2 separate regions of the Homo sapiens genome follow, and region 2 is linked to region 1. Evidence: chromatin loops called from intact Hi-C (ENCODE). Cell type or tissue: MCF 10A. All regions are shown on one strand. Each heading gives the region's core, and the rest is flanking DNA. Links, peaks and the distances in the headings are about the cores only.

Region 1 (10,392 bases), core at 962-8,961:
GACCAATAAAGAAGAAAAGGAAAAAAAAAAAGAAAAAGACCCAGGTCCCTTAGGCAAACCAGGTGGTGGCGGTTAGGCTTCTTCACATGAAAACCCCTTAGTATTCACCAGCCATGGCCAGAAACCTGCAGTTTACCTCCATGTTTACACGCTGCTCACCAAGGGTCCCGAGTGGGAAAGGAAAAGAGAGAGAGAGATTTCCCTGTATGTAAAAAGGGAAAGGAGAAAAATAAATCCCAAACTTTGGGCTTACCTTCTCCTGGCTGGCTCACCAAAATATGTTACCAGTGGAGGGTGTCCAGGTGCTTGGCATTTTGAACAAAGAATTGGACAAAATGCACAAACAAAGCAAGGAAAGAATGAAGTAACAAAAGCAGAGATTTATTGAGTACACTCCACAGTGGGAGCAGGCCCAAGCAGCCACTCAAGGGCCGGGATACAGGATCTTCTTGGGTCCAAATACCCGCTGGAGGTTTCCCATTGGCCACTTGGTGTTCACGCCATGTAAATAAAGTGGTGGCCCCCAATCAGTCTGATTGTTTGCAGACGGAAACCAATCAGAGGCTGAAGTGAAGTTACAAAGTTACACTCTTAGGCAAACGCCTGGTTGCCAAAAGCAACCAATCAGAGGTATTTTCTTTTTCTTTTTCTTTTTTTTTCTTTTTGAGACGGAGTCTTTCTCTGTCACCCAGGCTGGCGTGCAGTGGCCCGATCTCGGCTCACTGCAAGCTCCACGTCCCGGGTTCACGCCATTCTCCTGCCTCAGCCTCCCGAGTAGCTGGGAGTACAGGTGCCCGCCACCACGCCCGGCTATTTTTTTGTATTTTTAGTAGAGACAGGGTTTCACCATGTTGGCCAGGATGGTCTCGATCTCTTGACCTCGTGATCCACCCTCCTCAGCCTCCCAAAGTGCTGGGATTACAGGCGTGAGCCACTGCGCCTGGCCCAGAGGTACTTTCAATTAACCATCTGCCATGCAGAAAAGGTGGGAGTTTGCAAAGAGAGTAGCCTCTGGTCCTTTTGTTACTTAGGCATGGAAAGTTAGGGTTTTCCTTTCAATGTAGTTCTACGAAGTCAGCGTGAAATGGCCTTAGGTTTCCTATTCTCCTGCCTCACTGGTATCCAAGGGACTCTGCCATTAGGCTAGCTGTGGAGGGATGGAGAGAGAGCTGAGGCCTCAAATGCCAGTATTCCTTCCTTCCAGATTTGCGTGTAAGACCAGATAATCTTCCAGACCAAACAGTATCTGTTGATGAGTATTAGGCTCGAATGAGAAGGAGAGAGAAGTGGAGCACTGGATTGAAGAGAAAGCAAAAAACCTTCCTAGATCAACAAGGAAATAGCCTCTTCTAGAATCCAGATAGGGCCCTGGACTCCTGTGGGATAATGTAGTGGGTGAAAAAATTGGTAGTGAAGTCCTCGGATATGGGGATGCACTTGGAAGTCTTGGGAACAAGGAAGAGAGACATCCTGTGGTGGTGATTTTTAGATCCAACACCCAGGGGCTTGGGTGCCTTTGGGGGGATTAGTAGAAGAGATCGACACATTGAGGGAGGTTCAGGATAACTGTCTGAAAATGAGAGATTTTTATTGCTTATACTGATGTCCCAATAGGGTCTGTATGTGCTTCAAATAGGTAGAAAAGAATGAAGTCCGAGCCTGAAGATAACAATATCAGTCAGAATTTTAGGATTGTGAATACCTGTCCACAGAAATAGCTGGGCCCTGAGCCTCTGCTGATGATGTAGGAATGGAGGCAGTTAATAAGCTTTAAAGTCATAGGGTCTCAGGGCTAGGGTATGGTGAGGACACTTTGCCACCCCTAAGGTTCAAAGCCTCTTGGACTGGAGGAGGTTGTTAACAGATATTCTAGGCAGAAAAGCTGTGTCAGGTTGTGGTGTATGAAGAGGGAGAATTTGACACCAAATGGTCAGCTGGCCATCTGCTCACCTGTTCCCCTGTGCTCCCTACTCCCACAGGGTCTGCTTACAGAACAAGGCACAGCAAGGAGGCAAGACACAAGCAAGAAATGTGCTTGATGTTACCCACTGCAGTCCTTCTTCCACTCTGGAGGATTCTGAAGACTCAGAAGAGGGACAGGCAATGGATTCAGTCTAAACCCCAGGACCAGGACACTGCCTCAGCTTCGAAGCCTGGATGCAATGCTCCAGGGTATAACCACTGCCCAGAAGCACAGCTAGTACAAGCTGCAGCCTCAATCCAGGCAAGGAGCCAACTCCAACAGGTCAGGCTCCAAGGGATGAAGACTGAAAACATGAATGTGTTGTGCCACTAACTCTAGCGTTTGCTTTTCCTTGTGTTTTTGCATGCATTGTAGACCTTGGCATCAGCATTTGGCTAGCTTTAAGACAGAAACTGAGAAGCCTTTTGTGTTTTATGCGTCAACTTGACTGGGTCACAGCATGCCCAAATATTTGGTTAAACACGATTTCTAGGTGCATCTGTGAGGATTTTCTGGACGAGACTAATATTTGAATTTGAATCAGTGGACTAAGTAAGGCAGACTGCCCTCCCCAGTGTGGGTGGCCCTCATCCTTCTCTCTGCCTGACACTCTTCTAGCTGGAACATTTGTCTTCTCCTACCCTCGGACTCAGACTATGACTGGAATTGATATCATTGACTCTCCTAGTTCTTCAGACTCAGATTGCTCTCCCGGGACTTCTCAGCTTCCAAATCACATGAACCAATTCATTATAGGAAATTTTTTTATATATCCTATTAATTCTGTTTCTCTGGAGAACCCTGATTAATACAGATTTATTTTCCTACACTCCAGTAACTCTCCACTACTCCCTCCCTCAACCCCTGGTAACTATCCTACTTTCTGTCTCTATAAATTTGACTATTCTCAGTACCTCATATAAGAGGAATCATGCAGTATTTGTCCTTTTGTGACTGGCTTATTTCATTAGCATAATGTTTTCAAGGTTTATTCATGTTGTAGCATGTATCCAAATTTAATTCCTTTTTGAGGCTGAATGATACTCCATTGTATGTATATACCATATTTTGTTCATTCATCCATTGATAAACATGTTGTTCCCACATCTTGGCTATTAGGAATAATGTTGCTGTGAACATGAGTGTACAAATATCTGAGTCCTTGCCTTTTTTTTTTTTTTTTGGACACAGAGTCTCTCTCTGTTGCCCAGACTGGAGTAAAGTGGTGTGATTCTCGGCTCACGGCAACCTCTGCCTCCTGGGTTCAAGTGATTCTCGTGCCTCAGCCTCCCCAGTAGCTGGGATTACAGGCGTGTGCCACCATGCCTGGCTAATTTTTTGTATTTTTAATAGAGATGGGATTCGTCATGTTGCCTAGGCTGGTCTCAAACTCCTGAGCTCAGGCAATTTGCCCACCTCGGCCTCCTAAGGTGCTAGGATTACAGGCGTGAGCCACCATGCCTGGATCATTGCTTTTCATTATTTTGGGTATATACCTAGAAGTGGGATTGCTGGATCATATGGTCATTCTGATTTTTTGAGGAACCATCATACTGTTCTCCACAGTGTCTGATGACCTACAGTTTTGAGCTTAGCCTTTCTAAAATAGTGGGGAAAAAAATGAAAAGAAAACAACTAGAAGTGGAAGTAATTTGTCCTTCATTAAGCCAGATATACACATCCTGATTCAAGCTTGAAAACAATATCACCTCCTTCGCTGATATGTAAGTACCTTTTTATAATTTAAATTTTAAGTTATGATTAATTAGAAACTTAAAATGTATAGTCTGTATATGCACTGGATGTCCACAAAGTGACCCTTGGTTGCTAAATCTTTGAGAAAGGCTGAGTAGACACTGAACGAATGTATATCCAACTTACTTGTCAACTCCTCCAAGAACATTCCTTACCCCCTGACCCAAGACATGCTTTCTATGAGCTCCAACAGTGCCCCTAGTCTTCAACAGCTACCACATCTGTGCTCGTCACACTCTTGTCCTTCTCCTAGTCTCAACTGTGAGCCATGGATGGCAGAGGCCGGTTTTTACCCTTCAGGTCTCCAGTTAGGCCTGTGATGGTTCTAGGGTTTTGTTTAGGCTGCGAGTCTGATTGGGGCTAGGACAAAGGGTCAAATTCAGGATGAAAATCAGCCTGGCCAAGAGCAGTGGATACATAGCCCCCATCATCCCACTTCTCAGATGCTCCTAGAACTCCAGCCCGGGATCCTTTATCCTCTGTATACTCCACCTTCTCCCCATACAAGACCCTCTGCAGAGAGCAGGCACAAGGAGCAGATAAATGATGGTCGATGCTGCCTGTCAATTCAGATGGGCCTGGCATAACGGTTAACTAATGGGTTTCTTGTTTGATTGATAGGTTCTCTCAAAACTAAAGGAGTTAAATTTCTTTAATAGCAATACATGCTCATTGTTAAAAACTCATATCAACTGAATTTCCCTTGAACACTATTAACATTTAGTGTATTATCCTTTCACATTTGTATAGATATTTAGAAAAATGGAGTGTAGTATATACGTTTATATATTTTTGCTTAGCAGTACATCATAGACATCTATTTCATTATATTCAAATGGCTCAATAATATTCCCCTGTGTAGCTGTACCATAATCTAGCCAAACTCCTATGTGGGGGCCTGGTTTGTATTTGATTTTTCAGTAATATAAACAATGCTGAGATAAACCTCTATCAGCTAGATTATTTCTATTGACTGATTTTAATACATGATTGGAATTTTAACCACAAGGGGGAAGCAGGCAACCATGGGAAGACAGGCTAAGATTTAGGATAAAGAAAAAGAGGCTGGGTGCAGTGGCTCATGCCTGTAATCCCAGCGCTTTGGGAGGGTGAGGCAGGAGGACAGCTCAAGCCTAGGAGTTTGAGGTTACACAAAGCTATAATCACACTACTGCACTCCAGCCTGGGTGACAGAGCAAAACCCTCTCTCTCAAAAAAAAAAAAAAAAAAAAAAAACGATTTAGAAAGTTATCTCACATACATAAGCTTACCCCAACCTTGTGAGCAGGTAGTAGCATTAGTATTAGCCTCATTTTTTGGAGGCAAAGCTGATGATTTCATTATCAGGCGCTCTTCTGTATTTCCAAATAAATTGACAGCAGTACAACATTCTGCCTACATTCAGTTCAAGTCCAGGTGCTGTGCTGGGGACACTATGAGGCATGCAGAAATAAAGAAGACAATCCCTGCCCCTCAGGGGGTCATTATCAGGTGTGAGGACAGACACACCTAAATAACCAAGTGCCCACTGTAACAGACAGGAGAGCCCAGGAAGGTAGGAAATTCACTTCGATAGTGAGGCTGGGCACAGTTTTATGGAAGGGGTATGCTGACAATAAGAGGTAAGGTGTATTTAGCCTTTACTCTGTGCATGGCACTGTGCTAAGTGCTTTACCTGCATAATCTCATTAAAACTTCCCCACAGGCCAGGCACCGTGGTTTATGCCTGTAATCCCAGCACTTTGGGAGGCCAAAACAAGAGGATTGCTTAAGCCCAGGAGTTTGCAACCAGCCTGGGCAACATAGCAGGGCCCTGTCTCTTAAAAACAAACCAACCAACCAACAAACAAACCAACAAACAAATCCCCATAGACCTGGAAGGTATCCTACCCTTTTTTACAGAGAAGAAAACTGATGGTCAGAGAGGTTAAGAAACCAGCTACCGTGGCACAACACTGGAACGCGCGTCCTTAATGTGAATTCAGGAGGCCCTACAAGGGTTGGTAGACTTTCAACAGGCAGGGCTGGGAGAGAGACTTCTAAGAGAGGAAACACAGAAACGAAGCCTTAGAGGCAAGAAATACAGGCACGTCTGGGAATGGCAAGGGGATCAGCGTGCCTGGGGTGTGAAAAAGGAGGAATCTGAAGAGATCAAAACTAGAGAAAGAAAACTGAGTCAGAGTGGTGAAGACTGTGAGTAGCAAGGCAAGGAGATCCCGCTGTATTTTGTATTCAGGTGAAACCAACTGAAGATAATGACATCATGTGTGCTTTATGAGGATTAATTTGGTGCATTGCCTAAGAGAACAAGGAGACTAGTTAGGGGCTTGTTAAAATAGTCCTGGCCAAAGATAACTAGCGAAGGAATGAGAACCAGAAGACATTACAGAGATAAAATCCACAAGATCTTATTAGATGCTGGGGAAAGAGGAAAGAATTGTGATTAAGATTTTCATGTTTGGGCAACCAGGAGAATGTGAGTGTGTACACCAGGAGAGGGGCTGGACAGAAGGGAGAGGCGAGTTCACTTTTCTTTTATGAGCTGGAAGGACCACAGGGACCTTTGAGTGGAGATGTTTAGAGGAGAGTTAGAAACAGGAAGCTGGTGATTTAGACATAGTACCTGAGAATCAGAAGAAACCCAGGGCCGGGTGTGGTGTCTCACGCCTGTAATCCTAGCACTTTGGGAGGCCAAGATGGGAGGGCTGCTTGAGGCCAGGAGTTCAAGACCAGCCTGGTCAACATAGTAAGACCCTCTCTATATAGAATAAAATAAAATTTAAAAAAAGAAGAAGGCTGGGTGCAGTGGCTCACACCTGTAATCCCAGCACTTTAGGAGGCCGAGGCGGTGGATCACCTGAGGTCAGGAGTTCAAGACCAGCCTGATCAACGTGGTGAAACCCCGTCTCTACTAAAAATACAAAAATTAGCTGGGTGTAGTGGCAGGTGTCTGTAATCCCACCTACTCAGGAGGCTGAGGCAGGAGAATCACTTGAACCCAAGAGACAGTGAGCCAAGATTGCGCCATTGCATTCCAACCTGGGTGACAGAACGAGACTCTGTCTCAAAAAAATAAAAAATAAATAAAAAGAAGAAGAAATGACCAAGGGAGCTGGCCAGGGAAAAACCTACACTTAAGATTCAGCAAGGCATGTTAGACCCTGATAACCTGCAATTCCACAGCCAGGTTTCTATCCCAGAGAAACAAAATCACACGTGCACAAGAGAGCGTATGAAAGTTCACAGCAGCATTGTCTGTCTTGGTGAAAGCCTGGGTCAGGGAGGAGCAGGCAAATAAACCATTAAACATCCACATTGTGCAATAGTTACCAATTAAGTAGATCAAAGGTATTGACATGGACAGATCTTCAGAACATACAGTGGATGAGAAAAACAACATGTAGTGCAATAATAATGTATAAAACATTACTTATGAAAAAAGAAGAAAAGCCAAACAATCCTGTCACATATATATTTTAAATGATGTATGTGTAGGCATAGAGAAAATTCTGGAAAGCTAAATCCATGCTAATTGTGATAAAGGGGAGGAGTTGGGACAAACATGAAGAGCAGAAGGGGTTAAATGGGGTTTTAGCATAGTTGTCAGGTTTTAATTTTATAAGAAAAATGTAATCATCTGTTACTTATGTGAATAAAAATTCTCAAAATATTTTTAAAAAGAAAGATTCAATGGGAAGAGGAAGCAATGGAATAGACAGGAATACATTCCTAGACTCTAGGTAGGACACTGTTACTGGGAACACTGGGAGAAGTTTCTGGAATGCAAGGTGGAAAAAGGATCCACTGCACTCAGCAACGCTGCAGAGACAGCAGCCAGCAGGATGAGTCCTGTGAGCTCAGCTGGTTGTCAACACCTTTCACTTACAGCCACTAGCTCCTGTGTCCTTGAAAAGTCGCCATGTCCCACCACTGCCCTTGAATGAGATGGAGACTTTCTGTTCTTTTTTGAGTTGTAAACATCCAAAAGCATTTCATCAATTTCTTGTATTTAGACATTCCCTTCCTTTCCCAGAAATTCCACAGTGATATTCTCAGTGTTCTCTTTCCAGTCCTTCAAGCTGTGTATGAAATCTACTTCTTCCCAGTCCAGCTCCAGCAAATACCTGCCTCCTCTCTTGTTCTCCATTCAAAAAACTTCCAATTTGAGGTCATTTTTAAGAGCATTACTGTGGTGGTGGCGGTGGTGGAGTTTATAGAATTTCTCATGGGACCCACAGCATGGATGTGGCTAACACTGACTGAGCACACAAAGGTGCAGGCACTGTGCTAACTTCATAGGAAGTATCTCGGTTAATCCTTTCAGCAACCCCAGTAGGTCAGTACTATTATAACCTCCAAGGTCTTTCTTTCACAGCTGGGACTTAGTGTGGCTGAGCGACCTAAGGAGGTAAGTGGCAGTAAGCTTGTGGTGGGTGACTCTGTGTTTGTCTCACTATGTGAGTTTGTCCTAAGTGATCAATAGGGGTGGGGACTGGACTAGAAACAAGGTCTCAGGTATGCAGGGGTGTTCAGTTTACCAAATGCCTTTATGACCATTAATTCATTTGATGTCACCACAGTGCTTTAATGACATGGGTCATTAGGGAAAATAATGAGATGAGTCAAGCTTTGTAATTCCCTTAAAGTGGTCAAGTCTGGGTTAAGGGCTTTTAGGGCACATTAACTCACTATGTCGTCTTGAGCAACTCTGCAAGGGGTGGGAGCAGAGGGGGCCCCCTTTGGCCCAGCTCTCTACAAATCATCTAGTTCCTAGCAGCCACTCCTCCTGGTCTGCAAATTCTTGGCGAGGCACCCTCCTGCTCTCCAAACCCACCCATTCCAGGCGATCCCTTAAGTGGCAGAGGAGCCAGGTTCCTGGGGTTAATAAGCAGGCTGTTTATAGCCAGCAGCAGTCACGGGACAGCCAGCTGGAAGGTCATGCCCCTTCTGAATGTTGAGGTTTCTCATAAACATTTCCCCAGTGAGCCTTCTGGGAGATGAGGATGACTCTGGGCCCATTGCCCTTGCTGGGGCAGAGCGCCAAGGCCCCATACTCACTTTCTTCTCCTTTCTCCCGAATCTGGCTCTCTTCCTCTTTCCTCCTTCCTCTCCTACTCTGCTGTCATTCCTTCCCTTTCTTCAGTGGAAAGAGGACACGTTTCACAGTAGACACACAGGATAACTCAACCTTCTGAGCCTCAGTTTCCTCCTGCGTAAATGGGGTAATAATGGGACCTTCATCTCAGGATGTAAGGGAAAGTGCTTAGCACTGTGTTAGGCACGCACAGTGGACATTTAAAACATATTGGTCATGTCTTTCCCCCTCCACCCTATCCTTTTGCCCTAATCCTGGCCACTGCCCTGTTTTCTTTCTATTTTCCTGCTCCAGCCCTGCTCCCATTTCCACCCTGGGCACTTCCACCCCACTGATTGTGCTGCTGCTGCCTGGGAGGGTAGACGAAGAAGCCAGGCTTCATTCAGAGGAGGGCTGACCACCGCAGGGCCCGCCTGGCCTTGGCACTTCCCCATGAGACCGCACCCTAGGCCTCTCTGCTTTTAGTAAATAGCCCATGGGAACAGGGGGTGGAGGGAGGATGTAGAATGGGAGAGGCCAAGACATTTTAACCTTTGGCTTCTATTTGCCCTTAATCTGGCTCTTCCAATGGCTTAATGATCAGAGATCATTGTGTAAATTGCTGTGTGACTTTGGGCAAGTCCCCTTCACTCTCTGAGCTTCAGTGAAGTGTGGGAAGGAAGTGAAGAGCAGAAGTTGGGTAGAAGTGCAGGTCCTGGAACCAGACCATCTCCACCACTTGCTAGCTTGGAGTACATAACTCCTCTGTGCCTCAGTTTCCTCAACTATAAAATGCAATTTATAGTATACCTAATTTATAAAAGCACTTTTAAAAGTGCTTAGAATAGCGCCTAGCCCATAGTTGGTACTAAATTAATCTCAGCTATTATATGCAAATGGAGAGGTAGAACAGGGGTATGTGTGCATGAGAGGAGAGCTGGACCTTCTCTGAGGGTATTCTAAAGTCCTGAAAACCCACATTCCTCCTTTTTGGATAAGAAGAAGACAGAACCTTGAACACAAAGTACTTCTCCCAAGGAGACCATAGGAAACTTGTCAAAGACTTTTAAAGCCAGATGGACCCCTTAGAGGTCATCTGGTCTAACTTGTCATGCTACAGTAAGAACAGGGTGGACCAGAGAGATTCGGACTTATCTGGGACCACAGAGCTTTTGACGAGTTATAGAATTGCAGGTGGTGCATTGCAGGGAAGGGAGGCACTTTAAGAGGACAGTGGGATGGGCTGCCAGAGGGCTGGTGGGATGCTAGAGGTCAGATTCCCAGGCTCCATGACCTCCAGGATTCTTAGTTCAGGCACTTACCCCATAACTAAAGCACTGATGTCACCACCGGCATCTTTAATAATTATAACCATGTAATGAGGAGGGACTATATCCCAAGCACTGCACCAGACGCTTTCACATGCATTACTTACTCCATACAAAATCCCCTTGGCAAATGAGGAAACACGCCTTGCCCAAGCTGCAACAATTACAAAGGGGCAGAGCTGGGCTTTGAATCCCGGTCTCTCTGATGCCAAAACCAGGGTTCTCATGCAACACTCTTTTCATGTTTCCCAGAGCCTAGTTTGAGGCTTGAG
Region 2 (10,392 bases), core at 987-8,986, 310 kb after region 1:
TCAGTAAGTGGCAAGCCATTCGGGTCTGTATTTTTCCCTTTAATGTGGAGAGTTCCCCCAGGCTGTATGCAGGTCCAGAGGTGCCATCTGTCTTGACAGCCAGGGACTAGAATCAAAAACCTAAGAAGTCTACCTGGTGCCGTATTGTACTGTGGCTGAGCTGGCACTCGAACCACAAGACACAGTCCTTTTCACTCTTCCCTCCCCTTTCCAAAGGTAGGGCAGCCTCACCCTATGGCCACTGCCACCTCAGGCCCACAGGGAGTAATGCTAGACTACTGCCAATGTTCCCTTAAGTCCTGAGGGCTCTTCAGTCAGCTTTTGGTGCATGCTGCCTGGCCTGGGACTCACCCTTCAAGGCAGTGGGCTACCCTCTGGCCCAGGACAGGTCCAGAAATGCCATCCAAGAGCCAAGTCCTGGAATTGGGGACCCCAAGAGCCTACTTGGTGCTCTACCCCTGTGGCTGAGCTGGTAACTAAAGTCAGCAGGTCTCAGAGTCTCACCCAAGGCCCTTGATGTAGTATCTGGGTATCACTGGTGTTTATTCAGGGCCCAAGGGCTCTTCAGTGAGCAGGTGATGAATGCTGCCAGGACTGGGTCCTTTCCTTCAAGACAGTGGGTTCCCTTCTGGCCCAGGGTATGTCTAGAAATGCCCAGAAGCTAAGGTCTGGAAAGGCAGCATCATGACTCTGACCCATGCCCTATTCTTCTGTGGCTGAGTTGGTATCTAAGATGTAAGATAAAGTCCTCCCCACTATTCCTTCTCCTCACCTCAAGCAAAAGGAAGGGGTCTATTCTGGAGCCACAAGCTGTGCTTCTTGGGGTTAGGAAAGGGGTGATGCCAAGCACTCCCTTAGTCACCCCAACTGGTGTCTCAGTATGTCTCCTGCTCCCCCAGTCCACTGTCTCTGGGTCCAATTCAGTACTAGGAGTCTCCTAGGAGTTGTAGTCCTTGTGGCCTAGACTGCCTTTCAAGTTTATTTAAAGCCCCAGAGCACTTTAGCCCATGGTGGTGAGGCCTGTGGGAACTAGAGTTCTGATCTCTGGGATCAGTGATTCCCCTCTGGCTAGGGCTGGTTTAAATGCTCCCTCTGTGGGCGGGTGTCAGCTGAGTTTGGTCTGGTTTTCCTTTCTGCTATAACAAGGGCAGCACCTAGTCAATGCATCACAATTACTGGGTTCTCCCTTCCCCAGAGCCCAGAGATACTCTGGGCACCATGGGCCCCTGCTGGGGGTGGGGGAGGGGTGGCGCTGCGCAGTTGATTCAAGACTGTTTTTTCTTTTACCTCTTTAGTGCCTCTTTCAGCCATACGAAGTTAAAACCAGGTACTGTGAGTGCCCACGTTTTTTGGTTCTTATGAAGGTGTACATAATTGTTAAATTGGTGTCCTTGCAGCAGGGGTTGGGGGACAGGACAGATCAGTGGAGCTTTCTACCATCTTGCTCTACCTCCTCCCTATTTTACATTTTGATAACCACCATTCAGTGGCCTCCCTTGGGCCCTACAATGCAGTGAGGAGCTTTGATGCACAAATGTTTGCATCCTGGATCCATCCTTCACTACGTGTTTGATCTTTAACAAGTTATTTAATGTCTCTGAGTCTGTTTCCTTATCTGAAAATGGAGACAATGACAGTGTAAACATCACAGGTCATTGTAAGGATTAAATGAGATGATCTCATGTAAAATCCTTAGTAAGCACTCAATGAAGGAAAGGAGGAAGGGTTTTCTATGTTCCTTGACTCACTAGCAAGTTCCAGAAGTTAAATAAATAGTAAGTTAAATGGGGGGAAGAAAGTCGTGTGTATGCATATGTGTGTACTAAAAAAATCAGTTCCAAACCACTTAAGAAATTTTAATATCACCACCACTCAGACATAAAGCTAACATGTAGTAGTCTTTAGTGTTGCCAATGATTACTAATGAGTCTCCCTAGCTTAGTTTTGTTGGTTATATCAATGTTGCTAAATTTAGTTTTTCTTTCCAAGGTTTAACTTCAGCCAGATTTGTCTGAGTAATAAAATTAACCCTATCCTCTTACACAGTAGGGGCTTATCTTTAGAGAATGAGTGTAAACTTTTCTTAATAACAGAGAAGATAACTTTAAACTTCAAGGATGGGTGCGGTGATTGATAGTGGAGCAGGGTGGGAGAGAAATGTTTCCAGAGAGGATGATCACATTGCCAACACTCAGGATGGATCATTGGAAGTCCTTTGGGTTTGCTGATGAAACAGAGAGCTCAGGGTGGAAATGACAACCCATTCTCTGGCAAAGTGGACTGTGGACCCCTGCACGAGCTATGAGTGTCCTGTTGCCCAACAGGGACTCTGTAGGCTATGGGATCTGGGTGTGGACCACCAGCCTTTCCTCCATCTGAGTGGACTTGTGCTGGTGAAGTATCTTCTGGAAGTCCAGCAGATAGAAAGTAACATACAGAAAGAGCAGACCGGGACGTGGGAATTGGGGGGCACAGGGAAGACGAAGGATGAAAATAAGCAGGACAGGGCTTTTTCAAATGTTCTCTTAACACCGAGGCTGAAACAGGCATAGCTCATTCCCGTAAACCACGGAGAGTTTGATGAGAAACTCTCCTCTCCCCACCTTTTGGGACTATAGATCTTCAACATCTATTTATTTATCTAGGTGCGTTTTCTCAATTTTAGTAATTCTGAGGGGAGGGGAGAGAGCAGTCACCACCAGAAGGATGGAGGTGATGTCTCAGGTTGGCTTGCCTCTGGCTGCCAGCCAAGATCAGACACAAGCATAGGTGCTGTAATGTCCAGGCAGCAGGACAGAATGGAAGAAGGTTCAGGCTCAGTCGTAGAAGATTCAGGTTCTACTCAAAGCCCAGCTCAAATGATACCACCTGTGGAAAGTCTTCTTTGGTGCTCTAGAGCAGGTAGTGTCCTTTGCCCTTAGATGGACATTAGATGGTATTTACTTAGTTGATTACCTGTTAACTCTTCCCCAATGGACAGCAGACTGGCTGCTTGAGAGCAGGGATTCTTTTCTCATTAATCAGTGTATCCTCTTTAGAATGATTTATCAGTTATCTTTTGCTGCATAAAACTTCCCACTCTTTATGTATTAAAATTACAAACATCTTTATTATTTATCACAGTTCTGTGGATTATCTGTACAATTCTTATGGTCTGTGTCAGCCTGACTGGGGTTGGATATAGTCTAGGATGGCTTTACTCGTGTCTGGAAGTTGGTAGGCTGGTTGATCTGCGGACAGGGCTCAACTGGGATGATTCATTTATGTTCCACATGGTCTCTGATCCTCCGGTAGGCTAGCCCAGGATGCTTTACTTGGTGGTCTCAACTCCATAGAGCAGCAAGTGATGTAAGTCCTGATGCATAGGTTATTACCAAACCTCTGACTGCATCACATTTACTAATGTCCCATTGGCCAAAGCAAGTTACAAGGCCAAGATCAAATTTAAAGGGGAGAGGCTGGGCGTGGTGGCTCACACTTGTAATCTCAGCACTTTGGGAGGCCGAGGCAAGTGGATCACCTGAGGTCAGGAGTTTGAGACCAGCCTGGCCAACATGGTAAAACCCCATCTCTACGAAAAACAAAAATTAGCCAGGCATAGTGGCAGGCACTTGTAATCCTAGCTACTTGGGAGGCTGAGGCAGAAGAATCGCTTGAACCCAGGAGGTGGAGGTTGCAGTGAGCCGAGATTGTGCCATTGCACTCCAGCCTGGGCAACAGAGCGAGACTTCATCTCAAAAAAACAAAACACAAAACAAAACCGACAAACAAGCAAAAAAATTTAAGGGATACAGATACAGACTTCATCTTTTCATAGGAGCAGGTGCAAAGTCACATTATCACGAGGAATTTATGGTCATTTTTGCAATATTCTACAAAATCTTGTTTGGCACACAGTAGGTAATCAAGAATGCATGTTGCAAGAATTAAGAGGTAAAGTCTATTCAAATAATATTCATGTTCACTCCTCATCCCTCCCCATTGGCACATCTACTTCCATGCCTCCTATTCATTGTTGGGATCTTTGAGTTGGGAGAAAATGTTATCTAATCGTTTGAAATGTTTGTTGCCCCTCATTTAATATGCATGGCTCCTTTCTATCTGAGAGTTTTCACACTGGTCATCTTGGCCCTACCCATCTCAACACTGGAGCCGTGCACAACTTTCTGGCTTGTGGATTATGTGCCCACCCTTAATGTTTGCTTTTTGAACAGACCCAGAAAAGGGAAAACCGGTTGTCTGCCAAAGTGTGGACAGTCTTAGCTGGCTGCATCTCCTTTGGCCAGTTGCTGCCACTTGGGGCCCTCTGGTGGCTGCTTCTTGCATAGCTCCACGCTAGGTATGAAATTCATTGTGTGAATTATCATAAGCTTGGATAGAGTCCAGAGCCTTCCAAGGGAAAGCTCACAATGTAGTGGAATGCCAGAGGTATGAAAAGAAGAAGTAATAAACAAAACAAAAATGTAAAAAATTACCATTTAGAGCTTGTAGCTTTCTTGTTTCACCATGACTTGGCCCAGAGAAAAGGCAAAGCAGTGACATAAAGATAATGCATATAAAAGAGATCTGGCCAGGCGAGGTGGCTCACGCCTGTGATCCCAGCATTTTGGGAGGCCGGGGTGGGTGGATCACCTGAGGTCGGGAGTTCAAGACCAGCCTGACCAACATGGAGAAACCCCGTCTCTACTAAAAATACAAAATTAGCCAGGCGTGCTGGACTATGCCTCTAATCCCAACTACTCGGGAGGCTGAGGCAGGAGAATCGCTTGAACCCAGGAGGCCGAAGTTGTGGTGAGCTGAGATCGCATCATTGTACTCCAGTCTGGGCAACAAGACAGAAACTCCGTCTCAAAAAAAAAAAAAAAAAAAAAAAGAGATCCATATAATTAAAAGTCGGGTGCTGGTAGGCAAGGAGCAGTGCCAGGCTCACCGAACAAAAGTGGTGGAGTTGGAAAAGGGGTGAGAGTCTTCTGACTTGAGCAGCTCGTCCAGGGCCTGGTAGGTCCCCACCACAAAGCCCACGAAGCCCAGGATGCTGATCAGGGCGTCCTTGAAGATGGTGAGGGGGCTCATGCCCTCTGAGTAGAACGTGGTGACCTCCAGGAGCGGTGGGATGATGAGGGCCAGGGCGGTGCCACTCACGGAGCCCACCAGGGAGATGACCAGGTCCAGGCGGGGGATGAGGATGGCCAGGAGGCCTGCAGGGAGAGGATAGTGGAGAGATGGAGCATTCCAGGCTTAGCCAAGCTTTGAAAGTTTGTTCTTAAAGTCCTCTTCTTGGCCAGGCACAGTGGCTCACACTTGTAATCCCAGCACTTTGGGAGGCCTAGATGGGTGGATCACTGAAGGTTGGGAGTTCAAGACCAGCCTGTCCAACATAGTGAAATCCCATCTCTACTAAAAATACAAAAATCAGCCGGGTGTGGTAGTGGGTGCCTATAATCTCAGCTACTCAGGAGGCTGAGGCAGGAGAATCACTTGAACCTGGGAGGTGGAGGTTGCAGTGAGCCAAGATCACGCCACTGCACTCCAGCCTGGGTGACAAAGTGAGGTCCTATCTCATTAAAAAAAAAAAAAAAATCCTCTTCTTAAAAAATGAACTAATTGTTTCTCAGAAATTCAATTACAGAAAGAAAAGTTAAAAGTCCTCCAATATCCCTAATCATATTCCCTAGAAGTTACATATTAAAAATTCAGCCAGGCATAGTGGCACATTTCTGTAGCCCCAGCTATTCGGGAGGCTGAGGCAGGAGGATCCAGGAGTTCAAGGACACCCTGGGTAACATAGTGAGACCCCATCTCAAAACAACAATAACAAAATTTGGTGAGTCTCTGTCTAATTGTATTCATTCATATTGTTCATTCATATTGTTGGGAGGAAATGTATTCATTCAAAAACTTTTCCCCTACCAACTTAGGGTCAGTGGTTGGGTGCTTGTGAATTCAACTGACAATAGGTAAGATTAACAAGAGAAAAGACAAAGTGTATATATAAGCTCCAGAGCCTTGAGAAGAATTGGCTTCCAGAACAGCCAAAGATACCCCCTTAATAAGGGGAAAAGGAGGGAGGAGAAAGGGCTTTTATGGAAGAACAAATGGAAGATATGACAGTTTCAGATAAAATTTGTTAAACAGTTAGTAATTCCCATGATAATGCTAAGTCTCTTTTCTGGCTCTAAACTTCCCAGAGAAGGGATTTATGGCAGCTATATTTGTCAGGAGGTCCCGCTTACATCAGCAAAAGAAGATTAGACAAAGTTTCTTTCTGCAGCTTCTTTTTGTTCAGGCATTTTTAGCTTAAAATAATCTTTATGCTACCGAGGTGCATTTTGGATCCTTACATATCCAACAAAACTTAAGCTCTTACTTAATAAATAACACTAAATAACAGTGCTGGGAACCATTCAAGCTGTTTGGAATATATCAATGTACAAACTGTCAATGTTTGTACTATCAAAATTTGTATCAATGTACAAATTTTTTAGAAGTCTTCTAAAATGCCTAGCATTTTAATAAATAAAAAATAATATAAATAATATAAATAAATAATACAAATTTATTATTTATTTTATATATAAATAAAATATATTTTATATATTTTATCTATAATAAAAATAAATAATAAATAAAAATATAATAATTATTTATAAATATTTATTTATAAAATATATTTTTATATATAATAAATATTTTATATATATAAAAATATAATAAATATAAATAATATAAATAAATAAATTATTTTTTAAAATGCCTAGAATTTTAATAAATAATTAACATGAGTATAAGAACCTTTTACTTGCAAACAATTAGAATATGAAATTATTTATAATACAAAGAGATCTTCAGTTGGAAGAAAATCCGGGAGGTGTCTTTAAAGAAGTGTCTTCTCCAGGTTTTATACACATGTCAGAAAACCCCTAACAAAGAAACACGAAAAGCTAAAAATTTTGAAATTATATTTTTTTAGCAGGACGTTTTACAGACCTGGGCTTTTACATTTTTTATTATATTTGATGAAAAATGTTCCTGGTCACCAATAAATCCCAGGAGCCTTGAGCAGGCCTCCTTTGGAGGAGTGTGGTAGAACAGAACAGGTCTGGAAGGCAGGAGTCTGGTTCATTCTTGTATGGCCTTGCCCAAGTCCCACCCCTTCCTCAGCTTGTTTCCTCAGCTGCAAAATGGAGATGAAGGCTACTATCCTTTTAGGTATTGTGATTCATTCTGCATAGGACATAAAAGTCTTCAATGAGATTTTTCATGTAAAGCATTCAGAAAAGTTATCTTTGCTATTACTCCAAGTTATTTACTCATACATGCTAATTGACAATGCATGAAGAAGTGTAGTGTAGGCTTAAGGGATTGTTATCTTTATACTGTGGGGCAAATTCCTTGATCTGTCTGGAATATGTAAGATACTGGATAGTTCCTGCATTCAAGGTCAAATTGAGAACTAATCACTTCAAAAAAAGAAAATCAGTGTCGAATGAATGCTGTGGGCTGGCCTAGAAAAGTGAAAATCAACAGCCACTTCAGCCAGTCTCAGGGGATCCAGCAGCTGCTGCAGGCCAAGATGCAGCCACTGAGAAGGTGTCCAAGTGTGAGCAAAAACATAGAGGCTGAAGCAGGCCAAGGAAGCAGCTGAGGCTTCAACTGCTGAACTGAAACTGAACAGCACTGCCTGCAGAGGGAGAAAGAGTTCAAGACCAAGGAAGCTGCAGCCCTGGAATCTCACAGCAGCCTTGGCACTGAAGTGGCACAGGAGGGTCAGAAGAAGAGGACCAGCCTCCAGAACTACTTCCAGCAGAATGGGGGTGAAGGCTTGGCTAGTCTCTTGGCTTTTGTCTGTGACACCTGGACAGAAATCCATGAAAACTGCTGCATAAATGAAGAAGAGTGGGAGAAAGAAGCGCCTGTACCACAGATTGGCATTTTAGATGCCCTCGAGGAATATGCAGCTTGAGATATATTCTTATGAAAAGGCATTAAATGATTTCTGTATATTATATAGCAGGTCCCTTCACATCTCAGAGAATATAAAATCTAGCTTCTTTGTACAGACTTAGAACTTATCTATAGATTTTCTTTTTACATCGTATTTCGTAGAAATTTAATGGGTATATGTCATGTTTTCCCATGCCTATTAGCTGAAGTAACATATGTATCAGTGTATCAATGTTGACTTTTTCTTTCTTTTTTCTAGTAAAAAAAAGTTCTTTGAAGAAGAAAGAGATTAATATTTTTTTTTTCCCTGTAGTGCTTTCTTGAATGTCAGGATTCTAACCATGAAAAAGTAGTAAATGGTTATTTGTAATCTGTGTGAAGCAGCAGCCACCCTTAAATTAGTCCATTCCTGCTAATGGTTAGAATAATGAATACTAGCATAACTGTTTGGGCTGCTTTTAGTTTCTCTGAATCAAAATTACTAGATGGTAGAATTCAAAAACTCGTTACATGTTATTACTCGGTGTACTGATAATTATCTAAAAGTAACACTTTGTTATGCAAAAAAAAAAGAATTTCCTAAATTTCCATGGACAGATGAATGGATAAAGAAAATGTGGTTTCTACGTACAGTGGAATACAATTTGGCCTTAAAAAGAAGACACTTTTGCAATTACAATCAAAAGGCATCTTAGGGACAGCTGGGCCACCTCTACTCTACACAGGAATCTCTAGCCATCTCCTTCGGCCTCTGGTGGAATACTTGCAGAAAGGGGTACTCCGGGTCATGGGGGCTGCTGTGAGCCAGGGAGTGGGAATGACCTCAGCCAATAGGCAAGCACAGGACCGTCCAGGGGTCAAGGAGCCCCAGCTGATTGTTGCCGATGGGGAATGTGATCCCAGCCTTGCCCAATCATTTTATAGTAGCCCCACCAAAAAATTTTAAAAATCTGCATTTGTATGGAGATTGCCCACATTTTAAATGTTGGCCCACTTTATACAACATTGTGAGGTTCAAACAACACCTGTTGCCAAATTAGAGTCCCATTTTCAATGTCTGCCCTGGAGGTGAAGGGCACTGGCTCTAGACTTACATGACTTGAATTCAAATCCTACCTCTGACACTTTCTGGCCAATTATTAATCACTCACTGCCTCAGTTTTCTCTTTCATAAAGTAGGGTTTATCATAGTTCTACCTCATGATAATTGTTGTGAGGACTGAATAAAATATTATGAAATCTAGACTAGAAAGAGCTGAACACAGTGCCTGGCACACAGTAAGTGTTCAATACATGTCAGTTCTTATGATTTATTTATTTATTTATTTATTTATTTATTAATATATTTGAGACAGGGTCTGACTCTGTTGCCCAGGCTGGAGTGCAATGGTTCAATCTCAGCTCACTGCAGCCTCAGCCTCCTGGGCTCAAGCAATCTTCCCACCCTAGCCTCCCAAGTAGCTGGGACTACAAACATGGGGCACCCATGCCTGGCTATTTTCTTTTCTTTCTTTTTTTTTTTTTTTTTAATAGAGATGGGGTTTCACCATGTTGTCCAGGCTGGTCTCAAAACTCCTGAACTCAAGCAATCCGCCTGCCTTGACCTCTCAAAGTGCTGGGATCACAGGCATGTGCCAGAGTGCGCAGCAAGTTCTTACAGTTATTGTTTGATAAGCTGTGTCAATCCCTTAGGCTGAACACCAACAAATCTGTCTAATTAGGTACATGTAAGAATGGGGTTGTTTAGATGAGTGAATACTTGTAAAGCTTTAAAATGGTCCCTGGAATACAGTAAGTGCTCAGTAAATGCTGATTGTCATGACTGCCCTCTACCATCTGACTGATTCTTTTTTTTTTTTTTTTGAGATGAATCTTGCTCTGTTGCCCAGGCTGGAGTGCAGTGGCACGATCTCGGCTCACTGCAACCTCTGCCCTACATGTTCAAGTGATCCTCTTGCCTTGGTTCTTGAGTAGCTGGGATTACAGGCACGTGCCACCACGCCTGGTTAATTGTTGTATTTTTAGTAGAGACAGGGTTTCACCATTTTGGCCAGGCTTGTCTGAAACTCCTGACCTCAGGTGATCCACCCGCCTCGGCCTCCCAAAGTGCCAGGATTACAGGTGTAAGCCAATGCATCCGGCCCATCTGGCTGATTCTTTATAGCCCTCAGAAAAGATCAGCAGGAACACTGCACTCTCCTTTCTACTCACATGTCAGGCAGACCATGACGAGGCGAATGGACAGATCCAGAGGCAGTGCCCAGCGTGTTGACACCCGGGAGATGGCAAAGGGGATGATGATTTCTGCAGGGACGTAGAACTGCAGGGCATAGGTGCACAGGATGCCGGCAATGTAGAGAAGCTTGACAGACTGGTACAGCCTGCAAGACAAACCACAGAGCTGCTCTCCACGGCCACTGTGTTCTGACACTGGCCTCCTTGGAACAT

What was found. A loop is a pair of places that touch in the nucleus more often than their neighbours do. Peaks named below come from ENCODE experiments on the same cell type or tissue, not always from the same donor. Only the 100,000 strongest peaks of a DNase experiment are listed, where the experiment ranks them.
Region 2: a loop joins it to region 1, with 8 times the contacts of the local background. A loop is called at or near these places in 7 of 110 quality-filtered maps.

What each region holds. Positions count from the first base shown.
Region 1 is chr5:150,997,685-151,008,076 of GRCh38, forward strand. No RefSeq gene overlaps it. Among named protein-coding and RNA genes, the nearest start is that of GPX3, 18 kb to the right of the region's middle. In MCF 10A, for the core only: a CTCF peak has its summit at 4,731 (motif pointing right); a DNase peak (open chromatin) is centred at 4,737.
Region 2 is chr5:151,311,891-151,322,282 of GRCh38, forward strand. It overlaps SLC36A2 (solute carrier family 36 member 2), which reads right to left. Exons shown (of 10, transcript NM_181776.3): 9 at 10,156-10,325; 10 at 3,082-5,198. The coding sequence ends at 4,927. It also overlaps the pseudogene ATP6V1G1P5. Among named protein-coding and RNA genes, the nearest start is that of SLC36A3, 13 kb to the left of the region's middle. In MCF 10A, for the core only: a CTCF peak has its summit at 4,295 (motif pointing left); a DNase peak (open chromatin) is centred at 4,311.